Regions from separate parts of the Mus musculus genome. Here region 1 is linked to region 2. Evidence: chromatin loops called from intact Hi-C (ENCODE). Cell type or tissue: heart. All regions are shown on one strand.

Region 1 (2,500 bases), 430 kb after region 2:
CCAGAGACGCTCGCAGTTCTTTTCCTGAGCCCACCCACGAGCCCAGACCACCCCACCGAGTCAGCAGATTTGAAAAGGCTTCCAAATGTCTGAAGCAAAGATCTGAAGTCAGACCGAAGAGGATGCGCGAAGCTTTCGGACCCACAAATGTATGGTGGGGGAAGGAAGACAGGTTCTCCCAGGTACCTGAAAGCCACAGACCAAAACCTTCTGGCTTCCAGATGGGAACTGAGAGAGTGCTCCTCCAACTCATCAGCTCCCTAGGACCCTGAAGTGACAGCCATGCCCCCCCCCCCCAAGCCCCATCCCCGCCTCCCCAAGCCCACTCCAGGCTGCCGAGTTTCCTTTTCCTGTTTGCCCTCCCCAAGGGTTGGACTAGAGAGAGCGCCGGGCCCCTTTGAAGGGGCTCCTGGGAGGGTCTTCCAGGAAGAGGGGGAGGGGACAGACTGGAGAACAATAAGACCTCTGTGGCTGGCCAGTGGGGCGCCAGTTGTATCCTGTTAACCCTTGGGGAGCCCCTCCAAGCCCTGGCCTCTTTGGGGAGTGGAGGGTGCTCTTCCATATTTAGTTTGTGAAAGTGTTCAGGACAAAGGTGTCCTGGGTTAACTGGATTGCCTTCCTAGCTTGGAGCAGGAATGCAAATCACGCAAGTGCATGCACAGGGCTGGATTTGTAGCCTGAGTTTTAGTGCAAAAAATCGGGACCTTTTATTTGCAAAAGGCCAGGCTCAGCCACCTGTCTCAATATGCCAATTAAACTAATGAGTAGGGGTTTAGAGACGGTCCATCGTGCTTAGTGTGCAAGCATACTGATATGAGTTCAAATCCCAGCACAATGTAAAAAACAGGGTATATCTGGGGAAAAAAAAAAGGCAGGATGATCTCTGGGGCTGACTGGTAGCCAGCCTAGCTTCAAGTTCTTGTGATACTGTTGCAAGAAAACAAGGCCAGAGTGATAGAGGAGGGCACTCTACTTCTCTAGTCTCTGGGTGCTTTGCACAGTGACCACATGTGGAGAAGGGATTTAATTACCTAGAACCCTAAATTTATCTGAGATTATAGACATGAGCCACCAGGCCCAGCAAATTTTAGGATTAAGTACAGGAAAATTTGAGGCAGGGGAAAAGAGACGTGCCTGATGGGGCTGTTCTGGTCCTTATTACTTTAGCCGGCAGGGGTGACGACACATCAAGCCCAGTGGTGACACATCCATACAAGCTCAGTGTTGCAGGCTACATGAAGGGCAAGTATCTAGGTTCTTGTGTCCCAGGTCCAAGTACACAGGTTAGAGAGAGAAACCAAGACAGTTTATGAACAAAAGGCCAGCAGGGATTCCAAAGATGGCTTGGGGAGGGACATCAGATGCTCTCCTAGAGGGCATGCGCTGGGGTCACTTGCTAGCCCAAAACGGTCTGTAACTCTAGCTCCAGGGGGATCTGTCTGTCGCCCTCTTCTGGGCCCCGAGGTTACCTACACAGCCTGCAAAAACCTACCCACAGACACATATAGGCATATGATTTGAAAATCCCAGCACAGTAGATCTCTATGAGTTTAAGACCAGTCTGGTCTACATAGCAAGTTCCAGATCAGCCAGAACTGCATAATAGAGACCTTGTCTCAAAAATAAATAAATAGCCGGGCATGGTGGCACACGCCTTTAATCCAGCACTCGGGAGGCAGAGGGAGGTGGATTTCTGAGTTCGAGGCCAGCCTGGTCTACAAAGTGAGTTCCAGGACAGCCAGGGCTATACAGAGAAAACCTGTCTCGAAAAACCAAAAAATAAATAAATACATACATGAATAAATAAATACATGAATAAATAAATAAGTAAGGGGCTGGTGAGATGGCTCAGTGGGTAAGAGCACCCGACTGCTCTTCCGAAGGTCCAGAGTTCAAATCCCAGCAACCACATGGTGGCTCACAGCCATCCGTAATGAGATCCGACTCCCTCTTCTGGAGTGTCTGAAGACAGCTTCAGTGTACTTACATATAATAATAAATAAATCTTTAAAAAAAAAGAAATAAATAAATAAATGATAAAATTCTATTTATTGAGGCACAGTGGTGCCACTCAGGAGACAGAGACAGGTGAATCTCTAAATTTTAGGCCAGCCTGATCTTCAGAGCCAGTTCCAATCCAGTCAATGCTACATAGTGAGATCTTGACTTAAACGCCTGTAAAATAAATATAGTCTGGTGTCCAGAAATTCCTGTCCCCTTCTATCCATCTCACTGACTAGGACACAAAGCCTCATCCAGTGAACAATTTAGGGTTCAGTCATGAGCATATATCCCCTGTAATTTTCTGACTCTGAGTCCTGAGACAAGCAGCTGCCAGCTGGAGGAGCGAGGGGCTGTAGCAGCACCTGCTTATCTGCAACTACAACGAAATCTAATCACCCTCATACTGAGAGAGGACTGTAATAATATTTCTAACAGCTACAGGATGAGATCTTGTCAACAACAATCTATCTCTCAGAAAACACTGTTCTTTCCTTCT
Region 2 (2,500 bases):
TCTGAGAGGTCGGGTTTGCAGAAGTACAAGCTGGGCTGGGCTTCCTCTTTTCACTTCTTGGGTTAGGCTCACCCTGGCGCACCAGGTTCCGTACAGCGTCCTGGGTTGCACTGGTCTGCTGCTTCCACCAACGGGAGAAGAAAGCCATTTCCACATAGATGAAGCGACGGGTGGGTTTCTCCAGTAGAGAGGAGACTACTGAGTCTAGGATGTACTGAACAGATGCGTGCTGAACATCACTCAGGACTGTGGGCATGAAGTTCAGGAAGTCAAGGTCCACTAGAAGATATGCATTGCTACAGAGGCCAGAAAACTCACTGTTCCCACCCCAATGTCCAAATCTGTGAAAAAAATTGCAGAGGCCCTCACCCCTCTCTACTCACTGCCGTAATAGTATTGGTCCACTGTCTTCAGCCAGCCTACATCATCGTGTGTATGAGGCAGCAGGTGCACATTGAGCATGCCTGGCTTCGTTGGGGGACATGTCTGCACAAAGACCCCCCCAACATACACATTCCCTGTCAGTAGCCGATAGTTCTAGAGGCAGGCAGGTTGGGGGCTCTGCGGTAGAACCCTTGCCTGGCATGTTCAAGACCATAGGTTTGACTTCCACTTTCACACGCAGGCAGGGAGATGGTACAAGCACAGGCCTTAACTTTGGAGTGATGCAGAGAGGTCAAAAAGCTATAATCTGTCCCAGGAAGGACACACAGAGTATAGTGCCCATATACTCTATAGATGCAACTCCCACTTTGCACAAACCCCATAGAGCAGAGATCACATACTTTAGGATAACTTTTGTCGGGGTTAGCTAAGCATTTGCAGACAGCTGAGATACGGGGCAATATTAGCCCTAATTGTCAGGCTAGGACACTGTGCCACAGTGCTGAGAAGTGACTTGCACAGGAAGGAGCCAGGAAGCTGAGAATCCTGGGGGAAAGGGAAGCTAGGAATGGGCAGCCCAGCTCACATCTCCTAGTCAACCTCTGCAAAGAAAAGAAGGGGCGCCAGGTGATGTCGTCAGATTTGCAAGATAGGTTTTCCAGCCGAGCCATGCCAAATGGATTTTGGGGGATGCAGTCACCAACAAGAGGAACCATGCAAGCACAACCTGTGCAAAACTTAGAGTCCTGCGTTCATGTGGCTGCTCATTCTTCACCCGACAACCACAGTAAAGTGCATGCAAAGTCCAAACAGGCCACTTGGAGTCACAGGGAGGCGAAAAAAATCACGTGCAGCCTTGTTTTCAGGCTCACGCCAGACCTTTTCAGAAACCCAATGCATGCTCTTAGCCCACACCGTCAGATCAACAGCAGTTTCCTATGGATCAGTGTCACCCATACCTCTAGTTCAACTCTGCCCAAATACATTTCCGCCCGCGGGCCCCAGCTCACCCACCTTGTAACCCGCGGCCCGAGCGCCAGGCGCGGCCAGCAACAGCCAAAAAAGAAAGGAAATAGGCAGGACTGGCGAACCTAGGTTGCAGGAGCTCATCCAGAGCCACCCGGTGTTCCCGCCACCAGCACGGACACCAGAGGTGAGCGGTCCGGTGCCCATGGTTCCGGCGACGCCGCTTCCGTGGCTTTCTCTACCCTAGCTAAATCCCTGAGAATGCTCCGCCCCCAGAACCCGAACCGCCAATCGGTGAGGAAGGGGGCAGGGCCTGGGTCATCAAGGACCTGTGGCAGTAGACTGAGCACAGGGAAGTACTGGATCTGTCCCCACCCCCATTCCACCCAGAGCTCTTTTGGCAGGAGACCTTAGCACTAAGATTTTTTTGATATGCTTTTGTATGAGTGTGAGCGAAGGATTCTGCTTTCCCAGTGGACTTCAATGTTTCCTAAGGAGTGAAAGTGTAGATGGGATTCTAGGGTACCAACTCTCTTTAGGGTTGGTGTCCTGGAGGGACCTAGAGTGGATAGAAGCTGGGGTCGAAAACAGTTCTGATCTGCCTTGTAGGACTGGGACTTCAAACAAACTGCCACTGGAATGCCAGAGATGAGGCACCCATCCCAGGCTGGACTGAGCTGCCTGTGAGCTTGTAGGGAAGAGAGAACCCTTCCCAACTCCCGCTGGTCTAGTGATTGCTCTGTTGCTCTAATAAGAAAACTCAGGGCCAGGGTTTAGTACATTAATATGTAGCTGTAATGTCAGCATGTTGAAGGCTGAGACAGGACTATATGAATACCAGGCCTGCCATGGCCATGTAAGGATACACAAATAAAACCCAGAAATATACCTCTGTAGAATACTTGTGTAACCTATATAAAGCCCTGAATTTCATACATAGCACTTCAGAATAAATAAGCAAATACATACACACACACACACACACACACACACACACACACACACACACACACCAAGAAAACCAAAACCTAGATTGGTTAGGTTATCAGGGCCAACAATCACCCTGATGCCTAACCCTAGACCCGAGGCTTGTGAAATATTAACATTAACTCATTTTTTCAAAAAGTCAGACAGGGGCCCCAGCACAGGG

What was found. Hi-C counts contacts between places; a loop is a spot of excess contacts. Peaks named below come from ENCODE experiments on the same cell type or tissue, not always from the same donor. Only the 100,000 strongest peaks of a DNase experiment are listed, where the experiment ranks them.
Region 1: it touches region 2 in a loop (6-fold over the local background); 1 of 42 quality-filtered maps calls a loop at or near these places.

Annotation. Positions count from the first base shown.
Region 1 is chr8:84,653,727-84,656,226 of GRCm38, reverse strand. No RefSeq gene overlaps it. Among named protein-coding and RNA genes, the nearest start is that of Ier2, 7.9 kb to the left of the region's middle. In heart, a CTCF peak has its summit at 1,457 (motif pointing left); DNase peaks (open chromatin) are centred at 16 and 416; H3K4me3 peaks cover 1,619 bases; H3K27ac peaks cover 1,962 bases.
Region 2 is chr8:85,082,387-85,084,886 of GRCm38, reverse strand. It overlaps Man2b1 (mannosidase 2, alpha B1), which reads right to left and starts at 1,618. Exons shown (of 24, transcript NM_010764.2): 1 at 1,399-1,618; 2 at 384-486; 3 at 73-246. The coding sequence starts at 1,557. In heart, a CTCF peak has its summit at 1,201; DNase peaks (open chromatin) are centred at 88 and 1,636; H3K4me3 peaks cover 1,621 bases; H3K27ac peaks cover 664 bases.